2 separate regions of the Homo sapiens genome follow, and region 1 is linked to region 2. Evidence: read pairs that join two places in POLR2A ChIA-PET (ENCODE). Cell type or tissue: CD4-positive, alpha-beta T cell. All regions are shown on one strand. Each heading gives the region's core, and the rest is flanking DNA. Links, peaks and the distances in the headings are about the cores only. Region 1 overlaps LINC01980 (long intergenic non-protein coding RNA 1980). Region 2 has its middle 47 kb from the start of LINC01981.

Evidence for each region. Peaks named below come from ENCODE experiments on the same cell type or tissue, not always from the same donor. Only the 100,000 strongest peaks of a DNase experiment are listed, where the experiment ranks them.
Region 1: POLR2A ChIA-PET joins it to region 2 with 9 read pairs; 3 of 35 experiments call an interaction of 5 or more read pairs at or near these places.

Annotation. Positions count from the first base shown.
Region 1 is chr3:27,820,039-27,836,150 of GRCh38, forward strand. LINC01980 (long intergenic non-protein coding RNA 1980) reads left to right here. Exons shown (of 5, transcript NR_146630.1): 3 at 4,612-4,710. It overlaps LINC01981 (long intergenic non-protein coding RNA 1981), which reads right to left and starts at 14,098. Exons shown (of 2, transcript NR_132438.1): 1 at 13,961-14,098; 2 at 10,848-13,544. RefSeq lists enhancers at 1,143-1,691, 1,692-2,239 and a silencer at 2,251-2,451. In CD4-positive, alpha-beta T cell, for the core only: no CTCF peak of the experiment used is centred there; no DNase peak of the experiment used is centred there.
Region 2 is chr3:27,873,100-27,889,211 of GRCh38, forward strand. No RefSeq gene overlaps it. Among named protein-coding and RNA genes, the nearest start is that of LINC01981, 47 kb to the left of the region's middle. RefSeq lists an enhancer at 10,070-10,661. In CD4-positive, alpha-beta T cell, for the core only: no CTCF peak of the experiment used is centred there; a DNase peak (open chromatin) is centred at 8,522; H3K4me3 peaks cover 1,260 bases; H3K27ac peaks cover 2,884 bases.

The DNA.
Region 1 (16,112 bases), core at 4,332-9,331, 55 kb before region 2:
TTTCTTCCTAGTCTTGATGGTCTTTACATTTTGGCATGATTTTGCAGCGGCTGGTACCAGTTGTTCCTTTCCATGTTTAGCGCTTCCTTCAGGAGCTCTTTTAGGGCAGGCCTGGTGGTGACAAAATCTCTCAGCATTTGCTTGTCTGTAAAGTATTTTATTTCTCCTTCACTTATGAAGCTTAGTTTGGCTGGATATGAAATTCTGGGTTGAAAATTCTTTTCTTTAAGAATGTTGAATATTGGCCCCCACTCTCTTCTGGCTTGTAGGGTTTCTGCTGAGAGATCCGCTGTTAGTCTGATGGGCTTTCCTTTGAGGGTAACCCGACCTTTCTCTCTGGCTGCCCTTAACATTTTTTCATTCATTTCAACTTTGGTGAATCTGACAATTATGTGTCTTGGAGTTGCTCTTCTCGAGGAGTATCTTTGTGGCGTTCTCTGTATTTCCTGAATCTGAACGTTGGCCTGCCTTGCTAGATTGGGGAAGTTCTCCTGGATAATATCCTGCAGAGTGTTTTCCAACTTGGTTCCATTCTCCCCATCACTTTCAGGTACACCAATCAGATGTAGATTTGGTCTTTTCACATAGTCCCATATTTCTTGGAGGCTCTGCTCATTTCTTTTCATTCTTTTTTCTCTAAACTTCCCTTCTCGCTTCATTTCATTCATTTCATCTTCCATCGCTGATATCCTTTCTTCCAGTTGATCGCATCGGCTCCTGAGGCTTCTGCATTCTTCATGTACTTCTCGAGCCTTGGTTTTCAGCTCCATCAGCTCCTTTAAGCACTTCTCTGTATTGGTTATTCTAGTTATACATTCTTCTAAATTTTTTTCAAAGTTTTCTACTTCTTTGCCTTTGGTTTGAATGTCCTCCCGTAGCTCAGAGTAATTTGATCGTCTGAAGCCTTCTTCTCTCAACTCGTCAAAGTCATTCTCCATCCAGCTTTGTTCCGTTGCTGGTGAGGAACTGCGTTTCTTTGGAGGAGGAGAGGCGCTCTGCGTTTTAGAGTTTCCCGTTTTTCTGTCCTGTTTTTTCCCCATCTTTGTGGTTTTATCTACTTTTGGTCTTTGATGATGGTGATGTACAGATGGGTTTTTGGTGTGGATGTCCTTTCTGTTTGTTAGTTTTCCTTCTAACAGACAGGGCCCTCAGCTGCAGGTCTGTTGGAATACCCTGCCGTGTGAGGTGTCAGTGTGCCCCTGCTGGGGGGTGCCTCCCAGTTAGGTTGCTCGGGGGTCAGAGGTCAGGGACCCACTTGAGGAGGCAGTCTGCCCGTTCTCAGATCTCCAGCTGCGTGCTGGGAGAACCACTGCTCTCTTCAAAGCTGTCAGACAGGGACATTTAAGTCTGCAGAGGTTACTGCTGTCTTTTTGTTTGTCTGTGCCCTGCCCCCAGAGGTGGAGCCTACAGAGGCAGGCAGGCCTCCTTGAGCTGTGGTGGGCTCCACCCAGTTCGAGCTTCCCAGCTGCATTGTTTACCTAAGCAAGCCTGGGCAATGGCGGGCGCCCCTCCCCCAGCCTCGCTGCCGCCTTGCAGTTTGATCTCAGACTGCTGTGCTAGCAATCAGCGAGACTCCGTGGGCATAGGACCCTCCGAGCCAGGTGCAGGATATAATCTTGTGGTGCGCCGTTTTTTAAGCCTGTCCGAAAAGCGCAATATTCGCGTGGGAGTGACCCGATTTTCCAGGTGAGTCCGTCACCCCTTTCTTTGACTCGGAAAGGGAACTCCCTGACCCCTTGCACTTCCCAAGTGAGGCAATGCCTCGCCCTGCTTCGGCTCACGCATGGTGCGCGCACCCACTGACCTGGGCCCACTGTCTGGCACTCCCTAGTGAGATGAACCCGGTACCTCAGATGGAAATGCAGAAATCACCCGTCTTCTGCGTGGCTCACGCTGGGAGCTGTAGACCGGAGCTGTTCCTATTCGGCCATCTTGGCTGCTCCCCGGAAGTTTCTTAATGCATTTAAAATATTATTTGCTTGGCCATCATTTTTAAGAAACAACTATTGTAAAAATTAAGATGCTCTTTTATCAATGAATGATGATTGTTTTCAACCAAGAGCTCTAGGCAGAAATTAAGTTGGAAATAAGATCAACACTACCATTTGTATAGGGCATTTATGTTTTCTTGGGCTGAAGTTTTTAAAATCTTCTTTAAAACCCTCAGAATAATGGGTAGCCTTTGTGATGCCCACCTTACCTTACTCTCAGCAGTGTTATGGAGTAAAGTTAGGTTTTTTTTTTTTTTTTTTTTTTTTTTGTCAAATGTGTCTAATGGTCTAACCAATATGTACATTCTCCCTTGTAAAGACCCCAGCTGCCCAACTACATTTCCCATCCTGGGTTCCCTTATATCCCTGTAACTACTCCCCACCATGAAATGTGAGTGGAAGGGATGGGTATCACATATGGGTTGAAGTTTTTAAGAAGCGGGTGTGCCTTCTGCATTCTTTCCTCTTCTGCCAAAGGCCCCAAAGTTCTACGAGATGGTTAAGGTGACCAACTGTCCTGGTTTGCCCTGGACTGAGGGAGTTTCTGGAATGTGGGGCTTTCAGTTTCAAAACTGGGACAGTCCAGGAAAACGGGGGATTTACTGGTCACCCTAAGAGACTTTTATGGGTGTGAAACAGGACTTTTATGTCCCATATGGGACTTTTATGTAATTGTGAAATAAGCCAGGAAAATTTTGAAGTTAATTCGTTGCTACTTACTAGCTTTATCCTAACTAATACAGATTGGAATTACTACTCAGGAAGTGGCCTTGTTCAGATAGACACATGTCAATGAGAGGATATCAAAAAGCAGAAATGCTGGCTCTCGTCCTCAGCAGCTCCATGATCTAGAATGTATTGTTGGCCTAATCTTCTAGTTGGAGTAGATTAATGGTTCTCAAAGCATGGTGTGAGAATCCACAGGGTTCCCTAAGATCTCAGGGTGTCCATGAGGGCAAAACTATTTTCATAACAGTGGCAGATGTTATTACCTTTTCATTCTCATGCTATTAGGAGTGTGCAGTGGGATTTTCAAGAGGCTACACGAGGTGTGATGATGTCATGGATCTGGTGGCTGATGGACTATGTGTTTGTGAATTATTGTGTTTTAAAATTGTCTTGGTCTTAATTTCTAATATGGTCAATATTAATAGATGTAACTCACACTCCAAAAACTCTTCAGGGTCATTAATGATTTTTAAGAGTGTAAGAACTCCTGAGACCAAAAAGTTTGAGAACTGTTGATGTGAATAATTTCTAAGGTTTTGTATATTTCTCAAAGTTTGTGAATTAGTACTCATATATACCCAAGCCAGCTACAGAACTTTCTTTTTTTTTGAGATAAGGTCTTGCTGTGTTGCCCAGGCTGGAGTGCAATAATGGCACACTGCAGCCTAGAGAGCCTGGGCTCAAGTAATCCTCCTACCTCAGCCTCCTGAGCAGCTAGAACTCCATGCATGCACCCCCATGCCCAGCTAATTTTTTTTTATTTTTTGTAGAGATGGGGGTCTCATTATGTTGCCCAGGCTGGTCTGGAACTCCTGGCCTCAAGAGGTCTTCCTGCCTCAGGCCCCCAAAGTACTTACAGGTGTGAGCCACCATGCCTAGCCTCATTACAGAATTTTTAAGTTGATATGTCTTTCATTATTTTTCCATCTCTATCTCTATTTTTTTGTGTGTGTTCTATCTCTCTTTTTTTTTGAGACTGAATCTCACTCTGTCACCCAGGCTGGAGTGCAGTAGCATGATCTTGGCTCACTGCAACCTCTGCCTCCCAGGTTCAAGCAATTCTCCTGCCTCAGCCTCCTGAGTAGCTGGGATTACAGGCGTGTGCCACCATGCCAGGCTAATTTTTGTATTTTTAGTGGAGGGGGTTTCACCATGTTGGCCAGGCTGGTCTCGAACTCCTGACCTCAGGTGATCCACCTGCCTGTCTCAGCCTCCCAAAGTGTTGGGATTACAGGCATGAGCCACCACAGCCAGCCACTTTTTTTTTTCCATCTTAAGCTGTGGTGGGGATAAAAAATGTTTTGGAATCTATTATTAAAAGATCTCTTTCCAGAAAAGTATAGACACTTCCTGTTTTATATATTAGGAATTATACAGAGTTATTCCCCTTATGATATGGGACGGTTGCCTTAAACAAATCATAAAGTAGCAAAAATTAAAGTATATTTTTTCCCTTCAGAGGAAGGACATTTTGCCGTTTCAGACAAGTAAATCTGACAATTATGTTTCCAGCAACCTTAGAGAAATAGCTGTTGTGCTCACCCAGGGTTCTGGATAAAGATGCTTAGTGTACTTTCCTTGGAAGCAAATCAAATGCAAATTTGGTTGTGTCTCTCTCTTGCTTAGACGCTTTCAGTAGCTTCCCTTGGGTCCTTAGGATAAAGCCCCAACTTATTCAAAGTCCTTTCAGGTCTTCACCTGCACACTCCCTACCCTGGTCTCCCTTCTGTGTGTTTTCTGTCTGGTTCTCTTTACTGAACCTCACAAGGGCTGACAGACGTGAACCCTGTTTCAGTTTCTGCTTAAAAGCCTTTTCTCCAGCCTGATTTATAATCTCAGTGCACCTATACTTCTAACACCTCAGAAACTCACTTGTAATTCTCTGTTCCAGGATGCCCACTGGATCCAAAGAGAGAAACTCTATAGAATTATGATCTAGGTTTGACTGACTCCTGGCAAGAAGCCCTACCCGCCAGCCAATTTGGATGAGGTGAGGGCTTTTTCTTATCCCGCAAAGGAGATGTGCAACATGCTGCTCAGGCTTTTGAAGAAATGACTCAGAAAAGGGCTGTCCTCATAGCCAAATAACAAAATGTTTACTGAAAATGCAAAAGTGAAGTCATCAAATACCTGAATTCACTGGACATTGGTAAATTTAGAAAAAGCCAAGATCTGTCATCTATTCATACACACACACACACACACACAGACATACACACACAGACACACACACACAGACACACACATACACAGACATACACACACACAGACATACACACACACACACACACACACGCACAAACACGAACACCAGAGATCAATTCAAAATCCAGATTGTCATTTGAGGAATGTATAGTTGCTAATTTATTTTGACAAATTCATGGAGTTGATTTAAATTATTTATGATAATGCTTCACAGTATATTTTATAAAAGTAATGAAAGTGTAATTTTAAAAACGTTCTTGGCTTTTACACTTTTCTTGGGGAGAAATGAAATAATGCTATTTTTTTCTTTTAAAAAGCATTGAAACACCAGAACTTATGGAGTGAAAATATGAAGGAAGTCTGTTTATATTTTAGGAAATATATATACTTCTACAAACAAACCTAGTAGAATATCTGACACAAAAACCGTACAGGCCTCTCCCAGCTCCTTATATGAACTCAGCTGCTGGTGAATGAGGAGATAATTCACCCATCTATATACATAAATTTCTGGATAATAATAATGATAATGGTAATTGGCATTTACTAAGCTCTTACTGTGTTCTGAACACCTTATTTGCATGATATCTTTGAATGCTTATAACATTCTAGAAGGTAGGTGCTGTATTGTTTCCGATTTATAAATAAGAAAATTGAGCCACAGAGAAGTTAAGTGACTTACCCAAAGTCACACAGCAACAAAGATAAAATTCAAAATGATGTAGGCTTACTTCATAGCCTAGTATTCTTTACTCCTAAGCCATACTGGGTTGTACAGTAATTGCTAAAGGAACAAATTTCAAAGTCTTCCTTGTAGGTAACCTTTCTTTCTATTTGTACAAAGGATTATAAACTGTAAGAAGTTTTATGGCATGTTGAATTAGCTCAGTAGTTCAATTGTAAGAGTTTCTCATTAATTATTTAAAGCTATTCATTTTTATTAGGAGTACCAGAGCTAGACTCAGGACAAACCTCTATTTCATTCAATTCAATTTAGCTCAATTTAGTTCATGTTATTGAATATACATTACATGCTGGGTTTGGGGAGGGAAGATTGTAACTGTAATTAGAAAGGTATTATCTCTGCTTTCTAGGAACACAGAATCACTTGTGGAATTAAGAGATAAGGACAGCAAGTAGACCAAACTATAAGCTGAGGTTCAAGGTGGCATAGGCTGGGTGCCACAGTGCTGTGTCTCAGGTGGGCTAGAAGTGCGAAACGGACAGTACCAGAAGGAAAACTTGAGGGTAAACTTGGGTTTTTTACCATTCCCAGCCTTAGGAGGCCAAAGGCTGAACAAATACTTGTCAAATGAATGATTAAGATCCCTTAAGGTACTAAGTAGGATATGAAAAAAATTCGTGGAGAAGAAAGCATTTGAAGTGAATATCTTTAAATTTTAGGGGAGAAGAGCATTACATTCTGAGATTGCAGGATATGCAGAGGGCAGATGCTTAATATAAAAGTGCTTAAAATGATGATGGCAGAAGCCTGCTGAATGATGTGGAATAAAGAAGTATGTGATAATGATTATGACTTGACTAACATCTATTATACATCTCCATTGTGCCAGCTGTTTTCAAGGGCTTAATCTTATTTGCTCTGCAGAAATTCAGTTTTGGTGGTAGACATAAAGGTGCAACCTTGTTCTCCCTTCAAAGAGAAAGTGCTTCCCAGCTGTAGGGGGTGTGGTCAGCATACAGCCTCTGTTCAGCTCTCAGCTCCTTCAGAGTTGGCCTAGGCAGCAGACAGGCACCTGGCCCATAATTGTGCCCTTTTTAGGGAAAGCCCATGTCCCATAATTGAGGAAGAGATATAGAGGTCAGGTCATTCCCACCCAACATAGACAGACTCTGTAGGGTTTTGTTTGCTCCTGAGCTCCCTCCAGGATTGGCTATGGCACTGTTAGGCTTTCATTGCTCCCTTCCCTTCCCATCACAGCTCAATTCCTAATCAATGTCTTGCTTAGTTTAGAGTCTGCTTCCAGAAAACCTAATCTGCAAGACCGTTAATCTCCCACATTGACAGGCTGGAAACTGGAACACTGAGAGTCGATGCATTTCCCCAAGGCCACACAACTAGTGAATAGCAGAGCCAGGTTTTAAATTAAGATTCATTTAACTTCTAATTGAGGTTCTCCTCAGAACCCCACACTGGCTACAGGACCAACCTGTATTTAGCCAAAGTTGCATTCTCGCACATGCACACATCAACAGGAATCTCTCCACTTGTCGGCCCAGATAGATGTTTTCTGTCAGGAGAGCTCTGAGTCATCTGTGCCCCCTAGAGGAAGCCAAAACTCTAGGTCATCTGTGCCCACTCTTGGCTTGATTACCCCTATCAATCTTTCAAGTCTTAATTCCTAAATCAAAATTAAGTTTTCTGGTTACAAGCTTTCGTAGTACCTGTCATAGCACTGGACACAATTTGCAATCACATATTTATTTTCTCCTGTTTGTTTGCTCCACTAGGCTATAACTTCAGGAGGGCATGGATTATGTTTGTTGAGTTTAGCACTAACTTCCTAGCACTTTCCCATACTTTTGGGTGTGATAGGAGCTCAATGTACATTTATTAAAGGGCTGAGTTAAGGGTGTATGATAAATCCTGGGTACTTATCTCAGTCAATATTATTTCTAGTTTTCTTCTCTTATGGAACTATATAAGATATTCACAAAAATATCATTATATTATGGCAGATATTAATTATTATGATTATGATTGTTTTTAGGCTCACACCATACCTTAGACCATTTTCAAATGACCAAGTTGGATGGTCAAAAATTAATAACTTACTCGGAAACTGTCCTTATATTTTTTTGCTGAAGTCATGTTTAATTTTCTTCAGGAGAGATCTTGATCCTAAGACAATGCTGACATTTCCCAAGAGTGGGAATTCCATGAGCTTTCTCAGATGGCTGCCCCAATGTCTGGAAACCTCTTGAAGGTGATCTCTATCATTTTGTCCACCTAGATATTTGATTCATAAACTCATTCTTTAAAACCAAAGTCATGGGTGGCACCCTTTGACCTCGTTAAAGCTCATAAATCTCCCCTTTGTGAAGATTTTTCATCTTGAAATGTGGCAAAGGTGTGAACTATTGAAGAGGTGTTCTCTTGAACATTTGCCCTACAAACTCACCCAATAGAAAACCAGATTCAGGCATTTCCGACATGGGTCACTTCTCAGAAAGGCTATTTCAACTTCACTCTATATTATGAAGATTTTATAGACTTCAGTTATGCAGACTTTTTAGCTTTTTCATTTTCAGACTAGTCCGACTTGTTTTTTTATAATTTTAAATGTATTCAAAAAAGTCATATTTTCAGACATCATATGTGTTTCCATTTGTGAGTTTTTCTGGTGTATAGAGATTATGAAATTCAAGTGGGAGGGAAAATGTTTGTTGAAGGCTCATTCTTCTAGAGTTGCTCTAAAACCAAATTTAAACTAATCTCTAACAGTTGTGACTTAGAATTAGAAAACTCAGTCTTTAGGCTCTGTTGTCTAACAGCTGTGTGTGTTTCTACAATTTACTTAACTGCTGAATCCAGTTTTTTGTTTTGTAAGATAGGAATAATAATTCCTGTTAGTGACCTAGTAGGAATGTATTAGAGAATTAAGTGAGAAACGGCAAAATCCCTTCTGAACCCCAATAAACATAAGCTACTTTTATTACCGATCTTTTTTTGGATCTTTTTGTTAGATATGAGTTCTAAATTTCTTTTCAAAGAATTAATATGTCAGTATGTTCAATTCTTTGCCGTCTACTTTTAAACTTAACTTCCTCGTAAAGCAACCTTTTTCAATCACCTGCTCCACCCTACACTCCAATCACCTGCTCCACACTAACTCATTCCAATTACCTGCTACCTGCTCTGCCCTGATTCCCGCCAAAGCACTCACCCCGTCATTCTCTTTAAATTAGCCAATCGGAATTAGTTTAGCCTGTGTGGTCTAACCCTAGCCAATAGGGGAAGGACACATTAGGGGCCACGTGCGTCAGGGATAAGAACCCCTTCCCCTCCCTTGTCCAAGTGTGCACTCACCATTGTTTCATCTGTAAGGGCGCAACTTTCTATATAGAAGTAACTTGCCTTGCTGAGAATTAAAAAGAAAATTTTATATTCGAGTGCTCTTTCTTTTGTGGCACCGAAACTTTATATATAACATTTTCTGAACAATGTTGTAGCAATGCTATTGGTACCCACCCCCCTCATATTCCCTGGAGCTTTACTATTGTAGTGCCCACAGGCCCATCTCTAATTACCAGCATTTGCCTCTCTTTGCGCAAGGACTTACTCTGACAGCCAGCTTCTGGTATATGCTCACAAAAAGCAGGCTGAAACCAGAGAATTAGCATGCCCAGATCAGTCTACAACCAATGACTGAAGGAAGTTGGTATATAAATACCTTGGCTGCCCTGTCCATCAGATGGGATTACACTGAGGCTTATAGTCTACACTGGATCTCAGTTTCCCTAGAGCTATTAAGCTGCAGGTGCCCACAGTGACAACCGGCTCAATTATACACCATTTTTGGCTTCCTGAATCATTTATTGGCTTTATTCCATTCCACTTTCTGATTTACTTCTCCACTTTCTAACTGATATTTCCTGGAATTACCTTTCAAGTTAACTACTTGTACTTGAATTCTTGTCTCAGGCTTTGCTTCTGAGGGATTCCCAAACTAAGACAGTGTTTATATGAATTACAATTGTTTTGCATGGAAGTGATATACACTTACTTTAACTCAACAGAGCTTAGATCCGAACAAAGAAAAAATCAGTTCATTGACTTATATTAATGCAATGTCTAAAGATGACAGAATCTTATTTAAGAATGGCTAGATACAGGAAACTTATACAATGCCATTGACTTTTTTTTCTCTCACTCTCTGTCTCTCTGTTTTTCTCTCTCCCTCACACACACACACACACACACACACACACCCCTACCTGTTTTCCTCTATGTACTTATTTTAGGATAGAAAAGATGGTGCTGTAATGTCACTCTAAGCTTACATTGCCTCTACAGCATGAAATAGCTGAGAAAGTAAAATTGTCTTTTGTTCATATCCATATCAATTCCAGAAAGAGTCTCAAATTGTCAGTATTTTCAATGTATGCTGACCTCTAGAAAAAATGACTGGGTCCAGGTGGCTGAAATATGCTAGGTGGTCATGCCAGGGAAGGTGACAACTCTAGCAGAGCTATATGAAATATGCGGGAGTGAGCTTGACTTTAAAATGATAAGTGCAGCAACAAGCATCCCACAAAGTAAAAAATACTATCTAGTGTTTCCATCCTTTTTTTTTTTTTTTTTTTTTTTTTTTTTTTTTTTTTTGAGACGGAATTTCACTCTTTTTGCCCAGGCTGGAGTGCAATGGCATGATCTTGGCTCACAGCAACCTCCGCCTACTGGGTTCAGCGATTTTCCTGCCTCAGCCTTCCAAGTAGCTGGGATTACAGGCATGTGCTACCACACCTGACTAATTTTGTATTTTTAGTAGAGACGGCGTTTCTCCATGTTGGTCAGGCTGGTCTCGAACTCCCAAAATCAGGTGATTCGCCCATCTCAGCCTCCCAAAGTGCTGGGATTACAGGTGTGAGCCACCACGCCCTGCTGTTTCCATCTTTTTTTTAATGATATCTTACATTTTTGGACCTTTTCATCTCAACAGAAGCAATTACTAATATAATATCACAGTTGGACCAGTGACTCCTTTCCCAGGTTCAGAATCGATGGATCAGATGTCATCATACTATAATGGAGGGACAGGCAAATAATATACTCATTAAATAGTAAAAATAGTGGTTACTGTTTGTCAAACACACATAGCATAAGTTCTAAATTCCATGCTAGGTATTTTACAAAGGTGATTCTACTTAAATCCCAGAAACAAACCCTGCGACTAGTCATAGGTGTGACTAGGATTTTTATTTAATGAATGAAGAAACTAAAGCTTAGTGAAATTAGAGACTTGCTGAAGGTTTTCTTTTTTTTTGCTCGTTGATTGAAGAGGCAATATTTGCATCCAGGTCTGTGTAGTTCAAAACCCATTTCTTAGCCACCTTGCTGCGTTGCCAGCTTGAAGCACTGGTGCTTTGAGAACATTGCTTTTGGTGGACTTATTCTAATACTCATCTGCCCTTAGGTTCCTTTGCATTCATTTTTTGGTGGAACATTCGGAGTCAATGAAAGCAATTTGAACTCTAGGAGAAGATCAACTCTTTCCTTCAAATCTCATACTTCAGGTTGCAGACTTTTTGGTTCACACTAAATCCTTGCGATCTGAGAACCTGAAAACCTTACACTCAGAATCAATGGGCCTAGAAAAACCTTTTTATCTAGCTGTAGCACAACCAGAGCTAACTAAGTTACCATATTGGTTGTCCTTTTCCAGTTAGCCTAATGAAGTCTCCTGATGGAGTAGGCAATAGATCAGACCGGATTTAATGAAAACAGAATTAATTCATGGAGTTGTTTCATCAGCTTTCCAAGACCATCTCTCTCACTCGGACTGTAGGCAGCAGTTCTAAATATCTGGCACTCTGTAAAAAATAACTCTATTTGCATTCTTTTTATACACTTTGAGATTTTGTTATTATTTAAAGATATAAGAGGTAACTGAAGTGTGAATCTAATTATCTTCATGATCAGTTGACAAATGAATTACCCACATAGTTGAAAGTGCTAAATTCTCTCATTGGTTTGCCAAATATTGATTACTCTCTTTTTTGTATGTCAGACACTATCCTAGGTGCTGGGGACATAGCAGTGATCCAGATGGAAACAAGTTGCCCCACAAATAAATATATAATTACATATTATGATAAGAATTAGAAGAGAGTTTAACAGGCAGACTTGTATCAGTCAGGCTCCAGTGAAGAAAAGAGAAAAAACTCTAGGTATTTTAAGCAGGATATGGATTAATTCAAGGAAGAGGATGTTTGTAAAACTCTTTTGAAGGGCTGAAGAGGCAGTTTAATCCTGGGTCTTCAGGGGTATTTCTCAGAACACTGCAGAGCTGGCCCCCCTGGGGAGCTCCCATATGGAACTTTGCAGGTCAAGAACACACTGCCACTTGCTTAAATTCTCTTATTGAAACTGTGTCTGAACACCTGGGTCGCTACAAAATGGATATCCAAGGCTGTGATTCATGATTTAGCAAGCCAGTCAACATGCCACGATTGCCACTAATGCCCCTGCACCCACTAAGTTCATTCTCAGGAATTTGAAAACTGGCACAGTACAGAGAAACCTCATGTTTCCATGATAGTGCTTGCTAGTAGAAACTGCCAGGTGGAACCACATTAGCATCCAGACCCTTAGCTGCAAGGGAGTCAGTAGTGCAGTTAGTAGCATTCTATCCTCTTCAAATAGGAGGAGAGTGGAATGGAGAGTGAGTGAGATGATCTACAATGTCCAGCACAGGATGTTGATTGAGTTTGAAGCTGGTGAAGACTTCTTTCAGGTAGTAATATTTCAGCTGAGACACAAAAAATGAGCTGAAGGACAGCAGCCAAGGAGTTCAGTGTGCTCCACATGGAAGGAATAACATGAGAAAAGGCCTTGCATTGGGAAGGTGTTTGGTGTGTTTGCACAGCTGGATGGGAGAGTGGTGGGGCAGAATTAGTCAGAAGGAATGGTACACAGCTGGAGAGGTGGGAAGGACCTGGTGTGTAGGCTCTTCTTGATCATGTTAAAGACTTAGGATTTTTCTATAACTGCAATAGGACCATTTAAGTAGGGGAAGAAATCAATCTGCTTTATATTTATAAAGGTTACTCTTGCTGATGTCTGACAACAGTTTAAAAGATGGTAGTTTAGAGGAGGGTGTTTTCAGTGGAGGTATTGGAGAGGAATGGAGTAATAGGAATTACATTTTGGAGGCAGAGCTAATAGGACTTGATGTTAGGCCAGTTGAAACAGAGGCAGGGGTAGGGAAGAGAAGCACCCAAGCATGGCCCCTGAGTTTCCCATGTGAGTACGTGGATGGGATGTTCATACCACAAAGTGCAATTGGTAAGATGCATAGAACATGTTCTGTGGCAAGATCAATATTCTGTTGGACATATTATGCTTGAGATGCCCCTGAAACATCCAAAAGGAGATTTCCAGCCTGTCTAGAAATGCATGCATGTCTAGATAATGATTGGTATGAACATGCAGGTGGACCTTGGGGAAGCCAGAGTGAAAAACAGGTATAACCTAAATGAGTCAGTGCAGCAAGGATTATGCATTAATCTACTCCAAAAGGAAAAAAAAATCTAAAGGTAGTACAGATGTAACTGACCACACAGTAGTAGTAGTAATAGTTCTTGTTTTTCCTCTTGCCTCTTTGTTCTCCTCTTCCTGTTTCCCCCTTTTCCTTCCGTCTCTTCCTCCTCTTCTTATTTCTCCTTCTTTTTCTCTCTTCCTTCAAAACATTCTTCTACGTTAATCTTCAGGCTGTTTCTTTTATTTTGAGCACAACCTCAACCTGTAAGAGCTTCCACAAAAAGAATTATTCTAAACTTTTAAATTGTGCTGATTCTTTGGAGGGTTGTTTTGTCAGGTAAAAGTTACATTGTTATCTGTTTTATCTTCATTTCTTTTTCTGGTTTGAGAGAGAACTGAGGAAAAGAACAAGATATTGTGTAGATTATTTTTCTTCTGGTCTTTGGGGCAAGCCAAGATCTTGGTTATAAAGAAGTACAGAAATCAGCAACAGTAATATTTGGAGTGAGGGATGTGTGAGCTGACTTTACATACAGGCCTTTTTTAAATGGAAAGAGTCAACAAAATAGAGAGCAACTTGGAAGGGGGAGAAAAAACAAACTGAAACAAAACAAAATTGCTAAGCAGAAGAGCCAAATATGATAGAAGATGAGTGACAGCTAATTAACACTTTCCATTGATTTTATAGAAGACAAAGTTTCTGTATAAAAAAATGTGGAAATTTGCAATTAAGTAGAATAGATTGGAGAGGAGAGAGAGAGAGAGAAATGGAGCAAGAACATTGAAAAATAAATATCATCCTGAAACTTGCCTTTCAGTAAAATTGAAAGGGGCCTCTCCATAGGTTGTCTGGACTTCCTCACAGCATGGTGGCTGGGTTTCAAGAACAACCATCCCAAGAGAACCAGATAGAAGCTGCATTCCCTTTTGTGACCTTGCCTCTGAAAACACATAATGTCAATTCTCCCATAGTTACAGGTACACCCAGATTTAAGGCAAAGGAACAAAGACCTTACTTCACAATGAAAGGAGTTTTAAGGCATCATTGAAAGAAGATCATGGGAGATAGGAAATACTGTTATGGCCATTCTGGAAAATATAGTTTACCACACTATCCAGAAACAGGGTGCTCTTTTTATTTATTCAAGTCTTCTGTTGTGTCTCTCTATAGATTTTTAGATTTTGTTCACAGAGATTGGGCAAATCTTATTTTCTTTTTTAATTTTTAAATTTTTAAAAAACTTTTAAGTTCAGGGGTACATGTGCAGGATGTGCAGGTTTGTTACATAGGTAAACGTGTCATGGAGGTTTGTTGTACAGATTAATCACTCAAGTATTAGGCCTAGTATCCATTAGTTATTTTTCCTGATTCTCTCCCTCCCCACACCTTCTGCCCTTTGGTACGCCCCAGTGTGCATTGTTCCCCTCTATGTGTCCATGTGTTCTCATCATTTAGCTCCCACTTATGAGTGAGAACATACGGTATCTGGTTTTCTGTTGCTGCATTAGTTTGCTAAGGATAATGGCCTCCAGCTCCATCCATGTCCCTGTAAAGGACATGATCTCATTCCTTTTTATGGCTGCATAGTATTCCATTGTGTAGGTGTACCACATTTTCGTTATCTGATCTGTTATTATTGGGCATTTAGGTTGATTCCATGTCTTTGCTATTGTGAATAGTGTTGCAAAAAAATATGTGTGCATGTGTCTATATAATAGAACAATTTATATTCCTCTGTGTATATACCCAGTAATGAGATTGCTGGGTTGAATGGTATTTCTGTCTCTAGGTCTTTGAGGAATTGCCACAGTCTTCCACAATGGTTTAACTAATTTACACTCCCACCATCAGTGTAAAAGTGTTCCTTTTTCTCCACAACCTTGCCGGCATCAGTAGTTTTTTGACATTTTAATATATAATTATAGCCATTCTGATGGGTGTAAGATGATATCTCATTTTGATTTTGATTTGTATTTCTCTAATAATCAGTGATGTTGAACTTTTTTACATATGATTGTTGGCTGCACAGATGTTTTCATTTGAGATGTGTCTGTTCATGTCCTTTGCCCACTTTTAAATGGGTTTGGTTTTTTTCTTGTAAATTTGTTTAAGTTCCTTTTGGATATTGGATATTAGACCTTTGTCAGATGCATAGTTTGCAAAAATTTTCTCCTATACTGTAGGTTGTCTGTTTACTCTGTTTAAATAGTTTCTTTAGCTATGCAGAAGCTCTTTAGTTTAAGTAGATCCCATTTGTCAATTTTTGCTTCTGTTGCAATTGCTTTTAGTGTCTTCATCATGAAATCTTTGCCCGTACCTGTGTCCAGAATGGTATTGGCTAGATTTTCTTCTAGGGTTTTTATAGTTTTGGGTTTTACATTTAAGTCTTTAATCCATCTTGAGTTTATTTTTGTATATAGTTTAAGGAATGGGTGCAGTTTCAATTTTCTGCATATAGCTAGCCGGTTCTCCCAGCACCATTTATTAAATAGGAAATCCTTTCCCCATTGCTTGTATTTGTCAGGTTTGTCGAAGATCAGATAGTTGTAGGTGTGCAGTTTTATTTCTGGGTTCTCTATTCTGTTCCGTTGGTCTATGTGTCTGTTTTGTACCAGTACCATGCTGTTTTGGTTACTGTAGCCCTGTAGTATAGTTTGAAGTCAGGTAGTGTGATGCTTAGAGGGCACATTTTAAATAGGGTATTTAGAGTTATGATGTTTCATTTGGTGCTATTGTCATGAGAACATTTTCTTTAATTGCATTTCCTAACTGATTATTGCTTGTACAGAAAAGCTAAGGTATTCATGTGCTAATTTTGTAGCCATTCACATTAGTAAATGTCCTGGGGAAGTACCAATTTGAAACATTCCTCAGTTACCAGGTCATAATGTGTTTGTGGTAAATTTTTACTGTCTTGTGACAAAGTTTCAATAGTTTACTCAAACCCAAAATACAACAGAAA
Region 2 (16,112 bases), core at 6,537-11,536:
AGACCCTCTTTTCTTCTTTCTATTCTGTTTTCTCACCCCATCTCTATGGTGTCTTCAGGAACTATGATCAGAGACTGCTCCTACCTCTCTCAGGTCAGCAGAAATTGGGTGGAGAAAAGGCACCAGCTTAAAGTGGACACCCAAGCCTAAGTGGTTTAGGACTTAATTACAAGGCACAAAGCTGAAAGGAGGTAGATGTCAGGGGGTCATTGGGCAGATAGATAAATGGGATGACTAAATATTATAAACAGTGGAAAATGAAGGGTGAAAGATGAATGTTAAAGCCAGGCGTGGTGGCTCATGACTGTAATCCCAGCACTTTGGGAGGCCAAGGCAAGCAAATCACCTGAGGTCAGGAGTTTGAGACTAGCCTGGCCAACATGGTGAAACTCTGTCTCTACTAAAAATACAAAAATTAGCCAGGTGTGGTGTTGCATGCCTACAGTCCCAGCTACTCAGGAGGCTGAGGCAGGAGAATCACTTCAACTTGGAAGGCGGAAGTTGCAGTGAGCCAAAATTGCACCATTGCATGCCAGCTTGACCGACAGAGTAAGACTCCATCTCAAACAAGCAAACGAGACAAACAAACAAAAAACAAACAAGGAAAGATGAATGTTAAGGAATGAGGGAGGTCTGTAGTGCATTTCTAAAGGCTCAGGGACTACAGTTAAGGTCTCCTATCCTGCCCTAGAGACCAGGAAAGTGAGATGTTTGTTACCTTTATGGAAACTGCAGCAACCCTGACCCTGTATGATTTTGAAACATAACCTAAATCTTGAATAAATAATTTTCTATTCTTTACTCAAGAATAGAAAAGTTATGAGTCAATGTTTCTTGAACAGACTGAAAAAGCAGCCTCCCTACCATGTAGTTTCCACAAGCAGTCAGTAACTGTGTTCATTCTTGATTAAACAGGTTGGGCAATGTTCTTCCGATTGTTTTATTACTAGTGGATTTTCTACCTAGAATGAACATTAGAACCACTTCAGGACCCTTTTAGTATCTTGATGCCTAGTCTCCAATTTCACAATATAAGTTTAAGTGATTTGAGGTTCAGGATTAGTGTTTTTTTGTTGTTGTTGTTTTTTGTTTGCTTTTTGTTTGTTTGTTTTGTTTTTTTGTTTTTTGACAGAGTCTTGCTCTGTCACCAGGCTGGAGTGCAGTGGTGTGATCTTGGCTCACTGCAACCTCTGCCTCCCTGGTTCAAGTGATTCTTCTGCCTCAGCCTCCCAAGTAGCTGGGACTACAGGCGCACACCACGATGTTCAGCTAATTTTTGTAGTTTTAGTAGAGATGGCGTTTCACCATGTTGGCCAGGATGGTCTCTACCTCTTGACCTCGTGATCTACCCACCTCGACCTCCCACAGTGCTGGCATTACAGGTGTGAGCCACCGTGCCTGGCCAGCGTCAGTGTTTTTTAACACTCCCAGGTGAATCTAACATGTAAAGTTAGATTCTTGAGGGTTGAGAATTCTATGTGCATTTTTAAAAGGGGAGATGTTGTTAGCATTTTTTGACACTATCAGTGTGGAACACTGCCATTGGGCAGAGCCACTTCATCCAAGCCCCAGCACATTAATGGTTGCCTCTGGCTGACACTGTAGTGCCTGGGCTGACATAACTGGGCCCACTGAGATAAAAACAGCAACAGAAGTAGAAAATATTAATGGATACCTATGACAAGTTCTGGGGCTTCCTAGACTCCTCCTCTAAACCATCTGATATACCAGGTCACTGGGATTCTAATAGAGTGCTCTCTATTAATTAATTAATACTGCATTAATACACTGTGCAATGCCTAAGAGTAAGATGAGCACCTCACACCATCCTCTGCATTCCTAATGTAGACCCATCTCAACCCAGCAGCTGCTCTTGGATGCTATCACCAAAGCATTAAGTAAGTCCTTCTCACTCTGGATTTCCTAAAAGGGAATCAGACTCCAGTACACAGTCTGCTTTCACTTTTTAAAGTGTAAGCCAAGCACCAGTCCCCAGTATGTCACAGTTCAAGGATTTCCAAGGAGTCCTTCTGAAGACCCATTATTATGCCTGGGGTTTAACAGAAACAACTCTCCTCTAATTTCCCCCCAAAGCAGCATGGTGGGGGCAGGGGACTCAGAACTACAAGCCTTCTATCCAAACAATCCTCTTAACCAGTGTTCTGGTTACACTGTTCCACCGAAGTGCCCCTCACTGGACTTGAGGTGAATAGGTACAGGCCTGCCCCCTCCTCCCCAAATAGGCTCTTGGCAGAGAGGTGCACACAGGGCTCACAGCAGAATTTTCCAGTGGTAGCCACTTTCCTCTTATCTGTGCTGGTAAATTCTAAAGTGAGACTCTAAAGTAAGAAATTGTGCCGTGCTGCCCTAACCAAAACATAGTTAAGGACAGGCAGACACTGACCAGAGATTACTGGCCTTGCATGCTCCATAGCTAAACTCTCGAGGTTTTCCGGAGAAACCCTAAACAGCTAAAATTGTGTCTTTTGATACTTCCGTGGGGCTTATTCTAATACAAAATGTCCATTCTAACCTCTCAGCTAGCTGTCAGCTCATTAGTTTACCCAAATATGTTCAAACAAGATGACCTGTTTTTATACTCTACTGGCTCTTCTTTCCTCTCTTTTCTTTCTCTAAAATCACGTTTTTGCCTTTGATCTTTGACTGCATCTTTTATTCAACTTCCTCACAGATGAGTTAACAATTTGCATCCTTAATAACAAACAGTAAGAAACTGTATGCAACATAACCATAAAAGGTCTCTGAATTATTCTTTGATGGTGCCTCAATCAAAAAAATGAGGCAGGAAAAATTCTAATTATCATATCCTGTGATGGCTCAGTAGGCAATTGTGGCAGAGGCTATTAGCTATCCCCCAATATCCACTTTCCTCTTATGTACAATAGTCAGTTGTCCCCCGCTTTATCTATTGTTTTGCTTTCTATGGTTTCTGTTGGCCATGGACAACTGAGGTCTGAAAGTATTAAATTGAAAATTCCCGAAAAAATTTATAACTTTAAAATTGCATGGTCTTCTGAGTAGCATGTTATAATCTTTTGCTGTCCTCCCCTGTCCCACCCATGATATGAATCTTCTCTTTTTTCAGCATATCCACGCTGCATATACTACATGTCCATTACTGTATTTAGAAAATTATGTGTATAGGATTCGGTACTCTGCAGCTTCAGGCATCCACCTGGGGGGTCTTGGAACAAACCCTCCATGAGTAAGAAGGGACTACTGTATTTTAGAAGTTCTGCTTTTTAGGTGGCATATGACATTGTGAAGAAAGACCCTCTTCCCCCATGAAGAAGGACTCTTCCTCCACCCTCTGATGGTTCGATAACTGATTCTGTTAAATAAACTGACAAAAGGGAGATTTATAGGAGAAAAAGCATACAAATTCATCACGCGCACAGGAGCATCGCATGAAAGAAACGTAGATATTCAATAAACAGGTGAGATTCGGGAGCTTATATGCCCTCTTCATAGGGGAGAGGAAAGGAGGGATGCAAGCAACTTAGGGGAAAGTAAACGATTTGGCAGAAAGATGAACCCTTAGAAAAACAGAAGAGAGTCTGCAATAGTTAGTGACAAAGATTGTCTAGGTGGGGTATCAATTTCTTGTCTCCTCTCCTGTGATACGAGTTAGTCTTTCCAGATTGATAAAACTCCCAGAAAAGAGACTGATGATAATCGAACTCCTTTGGAGGGTCTGTCTTCAGGCTGCAAGGGGAGTTCAGTGAAAGTCTCTCCCTGTGTTACTGGAAAGGGGTCCTGATCCAGATGCCAAGAGAGGGGTCTTGGATTTTGCCCAAGAAAGAATTTGAGGTGAATCCATAGAGTAACGTGAAAGTAAGTTTATCAAAGAAGTAAATGAACAAAGGAATGGCTACTCCATAGTCAGAGCAGCAGAGTGGGCTACTTGACTAAGGATTCTTATAGTTATTTCTTGATTATATGCTAAACAAGGGGTGGATTATTCATGAGTTTCCCAGAAAGGAGTGGGCAATTCATGAAACTGAGGGTTCCTCCCCTCTTTAGACCATATAAGGTAACTTCTTGACGTTGCCATGGCATTTGTAAACTATCACTGGTGCTGGTGAGAGTGTCTTTTAGCATGCTAATGCATTATAATTAGCATATAATGAGCAGTGAGGACAACCAGAGGTGACTCTCATCGCCATCGTGGTTTTGGTGGGATTTGGCCGGCTTCTTTACCACATGCTGCTTTATCAGCAAGGTCTTTGTGAACTGTACCTTGTGCCAACTTAGAATGCTTAACCTCCTGGGAATGCAGCCCAGTAGGTCTCAGTGTCATTTTACCCAGCCCCACTCAAGATGGAGTCACTCTTGTTCCGAGACCTCTGTCACCTTCATTTGCTGTTTTCCAAATGCCTTCACCTCAAAGGAATTAGTAAAACAAAGCAGCATATTTTGGTATGGCATTTCCTAAACTCCATCCCTTTATAACAATCCTTAAAAAACCCAGGAAGGATTCTAATTGGCCTGGCCTTGGGTTGTTTACTTTGCAATTAATCAATATGGCCAGAGGATAAGATTAGGACAAATAGTCCCTGTGAGAACCACATGGTTAGCCTGGAGAGAGAAGCAGTTCTCCAAAAGAGAGTCTGTCTGTTCCTATAAGAAGAGAGAGGAGATGGGCAGATAAAAGAGTAGAAGTTCACAGTAGGGACTTTAAAAATTTCTGAGGCTGGTGCTTCCTGTTTGGATCACATAGCGCTTCTGTGGTCATTGTGGAAGGTGGTCTAGGCTAATTGCCAATTTGATTCTAAAGTAAGAAGGCTGAGTGTTTTCTTTGATCTTGAACTTGCTTTTATTTCTCGCTTGTGCTGCCCTGATAAATCTACTTATTATCACTTTCTCTATTTTGCCCCATATTCTGCCTGGTCTCTGTTATGTTTCTGTTGAAAATCTTATTCACACATTTGTGTGCTTGTCTTGATTATAGAAAATTTCATTTTTAATGCCTCCCTGTCTTTGCTTTACTTCAAGCCCACAGACTCAATCATCAGGTCACACACATGCATCATGCAAAAAACAATCTTGAATGACAGGAAGCAAAAGTGAAAGCTTTAATACCATGTGGAAATCAAGGCAAAAGCCAACTTTTTGGATAAGCAGACCCATCTTAAAAGCATAGGGTGTGTGGTTGTGGCAGGTGGTGACGATGATAGGGAAACTTTAACTCCCACATTAGGGAATTAATAGGAAATGGCTAAAAGGAAAATTCAAGTTGGACTATATTATTTAACTATTTGAAAGCAATGACAAAGGAGACAGCGAAAGCAGCTAAGTGGTTGATTCTGAGGAGTAGGAAGGAGTGGGAAAAAGAATATGGCCCCCAAGGGGCTAACTTTCATAATAAATCTTGTTGAACTATAATATACAATTATGTGCATAACTTGATAAAATAGAAATAAAATGAAAGGAGCCCTAAATCTGAGCCAAGGCTCTTCAATTCTGGCCTGCCTTAGCTGATTGCTCAGATTTTCTCTTTCCTTCTCTTATGAGTTGTCTTTCCCGTATTTATTCTTCTCTTGGTTTAATCTCTTAATTTTTTAATTTTTTTTTATTTTTTGAGACAGAGTGTCTCTCTGTTGCCCATGCTGGAGTGCAGTGGTGCGATCTCGGCTTACTGCAACCCCTGCCTCCTGGGTTCAAGCGTTTCTTCTGCCTCAGCCTCCCAAGTAGCTGGGACTATAGGTGCGCGCCACTACCGCCTGGCTAAATTTTGCATTTTTAGTAGAGAAAGGGTTTCACCATGTTGGCCAGGCTGGTCTCGAACCCCTGACCTCAAATGATACACACGCCTTGGCCTCCCAAAATGTTGGGATTACAGGCATGAGCCACCGCGCCCAGCCCTAATCTCTCATTTCGATGGTGTGTCCTATAATTGTTTCCTGAGAAAGGATATAGGAGATTAAAATGTTAAGCTCTTACATATCTAAAAGTGTCTTTAATCCACGCTGACATTTTACTCCTTGTCTTGGCATAGAATTCTAAATTGGAAACTATTTTCCCTCAGAATTTCCCCATTTTTCTGTTAGTTTCTACTGTTTTATTGAGAAATCTACAGCCATTCTGAATCTTGGTCCTTTTAATGTAAGCATTTTTTTTTTTTCTTTTCTGAAAGCTTTGGGATTTTGTCTTTGATCCTAGTGTTCTGAAGCACTACACTGGTGGGCCTCAGTGAGGATTTATTTTTAATTTTTGTGGTGAACCTCAATAAGACTTTTAATTCTGAGAAATTTTCTTAAGCTGTAATATTGATTATTGTATCTGTTTTCTTTTCTAGAATTTCTTCTACTTAGATGGTTAGTCTTCTGGACACTCTCTAAGCTCTAATTTGCAAATTTTTTTTGCTCTCATTTTCCATGTCTTGGTCTTTTTGCTTTACTTTCCAAGAAATTTTTGTAAATTATCTTCTAGCACATCAATTGAGATGTTCATTTCTGCTTTCAGGTTTTCATTTTCTAAAACTCAGTCTCGTTGTCTGCATGTTTGGTTTTTTAAAAATAGAATCCTGTTTTTATTTCATGCATATAATATCTCACTCTACCACCCAGGCATGATAATAGCTCATGGTAGCCTCCAAATCCTGGGCTGAGGTGTTCCTCCTGCCTCAGCCTTCTGAGTAGCTAGGCATATGCCACCATGCCTGACTAACTTTTGTTTTTTGTAGAGATGCGGTCTTGCTATGTTGCCCAGGCTACTCTTGAAATTTTGGCATCAAGCAATCCTCCCGTCTTGGCCTTCCAAAGTGTTGGGATTACAAGTGTGAGCCACCACACCCAGTCTTTTCTTAGACTTCTGACTTTCATGTTGTGTGTTTCCTCAGATGTCTGGTGATCAGCTTTCTTTGGTCTATTTAGTCAGTCAGTTATGTGCTCTTCTGCATTCCAACTTCCAAAATTTTATCACTATCATGAAAGGAGAGATTTCCTCAAAAAGAGAATTCCATCAATGAGGAAAGAGATATTGTCCCATTCTTCTCCTTGTCAATGTATGCCATTTAGAGGAGAGGCTGGGCAGCAGTGTGGAAGCTGGATAGGGAAAAAGTACTATTCTTGCTCAACTGTCCAGACCAATTTGCCTTTAATCCCAAACTTATGTTGGGGCTTAGAACACAATACCCCAAATATGGCACCTTGGTGTGCTGAGTACTCTGAACTGAAGGACACATGGAGGGCCTCAGAAACAAGGTCTGCCTGACCTTCTCCCATCCTCTGGTTTCCTGCCCCTCTTTCTCTTCAAAAGCAAATCACAGAAACCAGAATTTCACTTTTGCAAGGTGGGTCATAGAAACTAGTCCTCCTCTCACCCAAAGCAAGCCATAAAAACTAAAAAGGTCACTTTTCCCCTTCTCCCTTCTTACTTGAAGACCTCATTCCGAGGGCCCTGTCCCATATCCAGGAGGAAGGAATGTTACACAGAGAAGACAAGAAGATTCTGGAAAGGCCTTGCTGGGTTTGCCACCTATTATCATTAGATCATACTCTTTTGTCCAATCACATTTCTACATGGCTGTCTATTCTTCATTGAACCTAAAAAAAATAGACAGTTTTCCCTGGATCTCCCGATCTTCATTTCTAAAGGCACCCGTGTCACATAAAACTTTGATTAAATAACTGTGTTATGCTTTTCTCTTGTTTACCTGTCCTTTTTATAGGTGTGTAGGCTTGGATCCTATGACTGCTGAGGAAAATATCACACCTTTCCTCCCCTAAGCTTACTCAACCCAGCACAAGAAAAGCTCTGTGCCCAAATTTCCCATCCCTTCTTAGAAGGCAGCTTGAGCTCTATCTATCTCAAGCCTCTTTGGAGGATTAGTTCTGCCCCTTCTTTTTCTTCCCCTAAGCGGCTTGGTAAAGCAACCCACATGTAAGTCTTTTCTGAAAGTGGTTTTGGGAAATAGCATTGTCTTCATTGTATTTCATTTCCAGTGATTTTAGTGCCTTGTAAATGCCAGATGACTCCGTCTCTTTTTTCCTGCCTCTGCTTTCTTGCTACCCAGCCCAGTCTCAGTCTCCTCCTCTATAAAATGGGGGACATACTACCTCCCTTACTGCACTCTGGTGAGGAAGAAGTAAAACAAGGTAAATTGGAAAGCCAGTAGTCAGAGCCTGCCACTTCAGGAGCTTCTTGGCCTTTGACAGCTCTAAGAACTATGAGCACCATGGGAATATCTTCTCCCAATGTCTCCTTTACTAGGGGGCCCTTGATGAGGGTTTGCAGTTTTCTCCATCAGGGCTACAGTGTTTGCAAAAGTGAAAGTAACTTTAAATCCCTCGCGATCAAAACATAAGGTGAAAAACACCCAATAACTAAATTCTCACCTTAACAACTATTGCAAGTAAAACCGAGGAGGGAAGAGAAGATATTAACCTCCCTAGACCTACATGCAAGCAACAGGGTAAGTAAGCAGCATCAGTTCTCTGCACAAACCCAGAGAAGGTGTGAGACACTGTGGAGTCTGCTGCTTCTTTCAGACCCAGGGAATGTCTGCTTGACACCTCTCTTTCTGCCTCCCCGCACCCCACTTCCTTCTATTTTTGTAACTTAGAGAAGAACAGGAAGGGGTATTTTTTTTAATGTTTTTAAGCATTCAGGGTATGCCTGTGTTCTAGAAGCTGGTGAAGCTGTGAACTTGCCACAGAAAATGATTGTGACCCAGGACAAGGGCTTCAGCGTCTCTACCTTGTCAAAGGAGGAGCTGATCCTACCTGGTTGGAGAAAATTTTGTCATCTCCCTCAAGCTGGTGCAGGGAGTTCTAGCACACACTACTGTATGATATTCAAATCCAAAGTTAAAAAAGACTCCAAGATTGTTTTACTTAATCAGTGAAAGGGAAGGCAGCAACAGAGTTGAGTTTCGAGAAGGTGGCCCCTGAGCCAGCCTGCCAGATCAATTTGTGTCTCCTGGGAGAGACCTTTGGTGCTGGCTTTTCCCTTCAAGGGCTGGTAAAACCCATGAGGACCCATTGATTAGGCAATGACAAACTGATGACCGAGGCTGCTGAGATTATATTCATTGCTCAGTGGTTCAAATATGTCCACGATTTAGAGTGGAACCCTGTATAAAAATAAGAAACAGAAAAAAACCGTATATGGTTTTCAAATAAAATATATGCTGTCAGGATAACTAACTGGGGATTGGTTTGCTTAGTTGTTTTTCTTCGCTAGCAACCACTTCCAACCTACTCTCTATTTCTTGTTTTCCCACTTAGCTTCCAGTTATATTTTTTTGCTTTGTCCTTTTGTCAGATTAGTTACAACTTTGGATAGGTTTACCATATTTAGAAAATAAAAACATAGTTAAATTTGAATTTCAAATAAACAACAATTTTTTAGTACAAATCAGACCCATGAAATATTTGTATACATTTATAGAAAAAAAATATGTATTATTTATTTGAAATTCAGTGGGACAAACTTATACTAAAATATTATTTATTGTTAAGTTTTCAAGAGTTTAATTTAAAATTATTGTGCATATTGTGACAACTTTCTTCTTGATACATCGAATAATAATGGTTTTATATTTAATGGCTTGGATTTGGTAAAACAGCATGGAATTTTACTATTAAAATAATGCATCATTACACATAAAATTGAAGGGCCTTTCTTCTCCCCTATCACTCACTGTCATGTTCACCTGTGTCATTTTTCTTCATTCCCTTGAGGCAATTATCTAAATTTGGTGTGTATTTTTCAGGACATAATTTTACATAAATCTATATACATATATGTTTTTCTTAATATATAGTATTATTCTCTGTTTTATTGTTCTATATATATTGTTTCACATCTGTCTTTACTTGCAATTATGTTTTTAAAAGTCTATTCATGTTGATCTATGTAGTGATATTTCATCTGCCGAATTACATTTCGGTGTATGCATATACTATAATTAATCTGTTTTCCTGTTGATGGACATTTCAGTTATTTTCCATTTATTTTTCCAGTTTCATACTATTATAACCAGGGATTCTCTAATACATATTAAGAAATGGAATCTCAAGGTTGTAGAGTACTTTTTTTTAACTATTTTCAATTTATCTTTAATTTAAATAAGCCTCATTTAGTGGTGCCTTTAGGTTTACTGAGTGAAATCTGAATTTGTTACTGTACAAAGTTTGTTTTTTTTTCTCCTCAAAGGAAAGCCCTTTCTATTTTGCCTTTCACCCACCTCATTACCAGCAATCATAACAGTAACAGTGATAAAATCACTCTCTGTAAAATGTCACCTTTGAAAGTTCTTTTGTGATGATTTGTGGGCCATCAGTCAACTGAGCCACCTACACTTCCCAAATCCTTTGTTGTATTTCCAAAGACTATCTGCTTGAAAGAACATACAAGGCCCCCCTCAGGCTTATATGTCAATCTCCTGGTGGTGGAGAGACAAGTAACATCAGTGTGAATTTTAAGGAACTGCCAGTAATATGTGTCAAGGTCCCAGGAGTCGGCATCCTCATTTGGTCCAATAGTGCCACATTTAGGAATTTACTGTAAGCAAATAGGTAAATATATGCACAAAAATAGTGAGGTATTAACTACAAATAAAATTTTAAAAGTAGAAAATTAGAAACTCCCTTAGGATTCTATAATAGAAGGTTATATAAATAAATCAAGATGGGTTTCTACAAAAAAAAATTGACCCAGAAAGTGTTAATACGATGTTAAATGAAGAAAATGTGATAAAGGCTGGTTTGAAGAAATACGACTTTAAAAGATATATATATATATGAATATATATATGAAAGATATATATATATGAATATATATATGAAAGATATATATATGAATATATATAAAAGATACATATATGAATATATATAAAAGATATATATATGAATATATATAAAAGATATATATATGAATATATATATAAAAGATATATATATGAATATATATATAAAAGATATATATATGAATATATATATAAAAGATATATATATGAATATATATATAAAAGATATATGAATATATATGAAAGATATATATATGAATATATATGAAAGATATATATATGAATATATATGAAAGATATATATATGAATATATATATGAAAGATATATATATGAATATATATGAAAGATATATATATGAATATATATATGAAAGATATATATATGAATATATATGAAAGATATATATATGAATATATGTAAAGATATATTCATATATATGTAAGATATATATATTCATATATATAAAAGATATATATGAATATATATGAAAGATATATATGAATATATATGAAAGATATATGAATATATATGAAAGATATATATATGAATACATATATGAAAGATATATATATAGATGGAAAAATATCTGGAAGGATATAACTAAAGGCATTAACAGTGACTATCTCTGGAGTGTGGAATTTATAGATGGAGTTTCATTTTCTTCTTTTGTCATGTATTTTTTCTAATTTTTATACAGTGAACATATATTATTTTGGCAACAAAGATAATTAAATGTAGATATGCCAGAATTTTGTTTACTTGGGTCATGGTTATGTGTGGAGAATGAACACTAAGAGATAGGCAGGTTGGTAGGAGAATTTAGGAGCAAGATGAGATGGAGAAGTAAGTTTAATAAAACACGTTATCTGGGAACAATTTTGGATTTTTCTTGGACATTTTTTTCACCCTTGTTCTCCAGACTTTTTAAAGGATTCTAAAGCATAAAAGTCCTGAATGATTGGTGTCTAGCAATGAATAATCTAGATTTCCTTTTGTTTCTGAAATATGTCTGCACTTATTCCTTCACTGTAGTAAATTTATGCTCCCAGTAAAGACCTGCAGAAAAGACAGATTTGATAGCCTTCCTTGATAACAAATTTAAGAAAGATATCTAATGCTTCTTTCATTATTTTTAAAATTTAGTTTGGAGGAGATCAAAATCTCTTCTAGAATAACATTCTTTTTATAGCTTCAATATCCCTTCCTTGAATCACCAGTGTGGCAAAAATAAAATAAAATAAATACAAAATAAAAATCACTTGGTTAAGGCAAAAACTCTGTTTACTATCAGTTTCTATCAGCCTCAAAATGTCCAAGTTACAGTATACAGAAAGAGAGTATGGTTCCATGTAGATGGATTCTTTAATGGATGAAGATACACAGATGCAAATAACCTAAAATTGGTACTATACTAAACTCATCAAAACAACAAAAAATGATAAAATCTAATGCTGTCTGGTATAAAGCTTATGGAAAAACCAGCATTGATGATAGCACTTAAAACTGGTTCAGTATTTATGGAAAGAATCCTAATAACATGTAAGAATTATCAAAAGGTATTTTTTTTTACTCTCCCTAAAAAGAAAACGTTTTTTGTATAAGTATCTTTCTCCCAAAGACCATTTGCTTACTACCCTGTCATGATGTAACTTTAGAGGAACTGTACCACAAAATAGAGCTTGAGATCCCTAACATCACAGAATTTTAGAGAAGGAAGCTTGAAAATGTAATTTGCTGGCTTTAAAAGCTTCTAAGATTTTCCTAAGTTCCCTCAGCTAAAAACTGAAGATGCTGAGCTTGCTGTTGATGACTCTGTAATTATAAGTTATGAGTCTTTCATGCAAAACCCATGCCCTCAATAATGAGGCAGCTCCTAGGGACCAGAAGGGAGCTGTTGGTCTAGGCAGAAGCAAGTGTTGGTTAAAGAGTATATACGGCTTGCTTGCTCTGCATTCCAGACAGACAATTGCTCTGGAAGTGGTGTGAATTGCACCCCACCCCCACAATTAACCTCAAAGATGTGTTAATTTCTCAGTCAAACTGAGGACCATTTAAATTCAGGCAGTGTCAGAAAACAAGCATTTATTTGGAACCAAAAGAACAATTTGTCTCTTCTTTTTCATTGTCTGCCCATTAATTTTCCCAGAATAAAACCTCTTCAAACAGACTTTTCCTGCTCCTAGAATGTCCCACATCCCAGTCTAGGCAAACAGGATTTTTTCAATGAGAAGAAAAATTACTCCCTCATTGTTTGGTGAAGAGAGAAGAAAGAATGGATGGTTGCCTTTAAAGAGGACCATTTCTGGAAAACAAAGCTAGGACAGTACACACTTGTTCTTTTGAGCATCCTCTTTTATTAGAGATATGATGACGTCCTTCCAGAGTCCATAACACTTAGGAAAGTGTGGACACTTTTCCTCTCAAACCACTGGTTTTGTTTATGACCACATGATTATGATTTTGGGTGATAACTTTACCTACCTTTTCTTCATCTCATGGTTTCTTAACCTGGGGCACTACTGACATTTTGGGACTGGATAATTCTTCAGTGGAGAGAGAGGTGGGGAGGAAAGGGGGGCAGTCCTGTTTTTATAGGACTGTTAGCAGTATCCCTGGTTCCTCCCTCCTGCCCCCACCCCTGCCATTTATGAAAACAGAAAATGTCCCCACACATTGCCAAATGCTAAGTATCCTATATAATAGCAATATCAACTATGTATTGAGTGCAACTATGTGCCAGGTTCTGTACTATGCACCTTATATTCTCATAACAACCCAGACAATTAGGTACATGTTGTCCCCGTGCCACTCAAATGTAAGATCCAGGAGGACAGGTACCATATGTCTAGCTTATCAATGTACCTCCCAAGCTTTTGCACAGTGACCAGCACATACCTGTGTACACCACAATGCCCAGGTAATATTCTTTAAAATGAATCAGTGACTGAAATTTACTAAAGAAGATCATTTACTTCTTCCTCTTGTAAACCAAGTTTTCAGCACATTCTGTTTTCTCCACTTTCCAAATATACTCAGAATGTATTCATCTCCCATCACCTCAAAACTACCACCCTGGTCCAAGCCAGTATGATCTATCACCTGGATAATCGCAGCAGCCTCCTAATTGGTCCCCATGCTTTTGCCCTTACCCTGCTGTAGTCTATTATTAACCCAGCAATGAGGGGATCCTTTGAAACATAAGACAGATGAGATAACTCTACTCAATACCTTCTAATGGCCTCCCATCTCAGAATGAAGTCAAAGTTCTTTCAGTGGCCTACAAAGTTCTGCATGATGTATTCCCTGTTACCTCTCTGAATTTATTTCCTTCTAGTCTCCCTTACACACTCAGGTCCTTCTACATTGGCCTTCTTGTTGTTATTTAGATATGCCAAGCACACTCCTACTTCAGAGCATTTGCATGAGCTGCTCACCCTGCCAGGAATACCCTTCCCACAGCCCTCTCTTTTAAATCTTTACTCAAATGTCATCTTCTCTGTGAGGTCTTTCCTGGGCACTCCAAACTTGCACTCCTCCTGACTCTCTTTGCTACTTAATTTTTCTCCATTGTCACCCTCCAATGAACCAGAATGTAAGCTCCATGAAGAGGGATTTCTATCTGTTTTGTTTGCCATTAAATCTCCAGCATCCAGTATTAGGCATACAGTAGGTGCTCAAATGTTTGCTAATTGTTAAAAGAAAGAATGAATGAGTGAATAAAGACACAGAGATGTGAAGTGGCCAGAGGCTGACAGCCTCTAAGTCCTATTCTTCCAGTGATTCCCAAATTTGGCTGTGCATCAGAATCACTTCGGCGAGAAGGGTATGATTGTTAAAATGCAGATTCCAGGGCTTTGTGCTGGACCTTAGGAGTCAAAATACAAAAGAGGAGGGTTCAGGAGATTGTAGTTTACAAAAACTCCCTGGAAAACCCTATGCAGCTCATTTGCTGGCTCAGTGGATCTATAAATGGAAACTTAAGGAGTGATCTGGGAGCCACCTGCAGCAGAACCGGCTAGGTCAAAGTCTGGGACCTCCAGCCAGCCTCTCAGGCTGTGAATCCTTACTCCCCTGCCTACTAGCCCTACTACTTTTCACTTTTATTTTTCCTTTCTTTCCTTTTTTTTAATTTTTGGTTTTTATTTTTTGAGATGGAATCTTGCTCTGTTGCCCAGGCTGGAGTGCAGTGGCATGATCTCCACTCACTGCAACCTCTGCCTCCAGGGTTCAAGCCATTCTCCGGTTCAGCCTCCAGAGTAGCTGGGACTACAGGGGCCTACCACCACACCCAGCTAACTTTTGTATTTTTAGTAGAGATGGGATTTCACTATGTTGGCCAGGCGGGTCTTGAACTCCTGACCTCAAGTGATCCACTAGCCTCGGCCTCCCAAAGTGCTGGGATTACAGGTGTGAGCCACCTCACCCAGCCACCTTTCTTTCCTTTTTCTAATTAGAAACTCTTTGAGTCAAGGACCTCAATATCTAACTGTGCTACATTTTCTCATAGTAGAATCCCTTGTCTGTAATTTCTAATTGGATGACATTGGTCAAATTATTTAACTTCTTTATCAGTTTCTCAGTCGGTAAATTGGGGATAACACTAGTCTTGATCTCATAGGATCACTGTGAGGATTTGAAATTCCAGAATAGTCCCTGATATATAGCAAACATACAATAAATGTTAACTATTATTATTGTTAACACCACTCATTTCTAGGCTCTAGCCCAGATCATGAGATCAGCATCTCTGGAGGGAGGGCTCTAGGACATTTAAAATGAGCATTCCATGTGATTTTGGTGCACACAGAGGGTTAACCTGCCCTGCCTCACTCCGCCCCATGGGGAGTAGGAGCTACTGTTCTACAGCCTTACAGCCAAATGTTCAATAAATGCTGGAAGCAGCAGTGATCTGACCCCTTGTGGAACACAAGAGACTCCTGGTCTTGCTAGTAATAAGGCAAGGTCTGGAGTGGCAAAGTAAGCTTGAAGATGATTTAGCCTAAACCCTCATTTTCATAAATAATGAAGCAGGCCCCCAAAGTGATTTCGTAACTCATGTGCTAATACTTCAAAAATGAAGGAATAGGATTCCCCTATAGCCTTGTTATTCAGTGCAGTCCAAGGACCAAGAGAATCTGTATCACTGGGAAGCAAGTGTGTCAGATATGCAGAATCCCAGTCCTATTCCAGAATTACTGCTCCAGAAACATTGGTCAAGACCCCTGGTTCTCAGACTCACTGCACAGTGGAATTATTTGGAAAGCTTTACAAAATACTGGTATCTCAGTCTCATCCCTGGAGATGCTGATTCATTCAATCGAATGTAAGAATCGTAC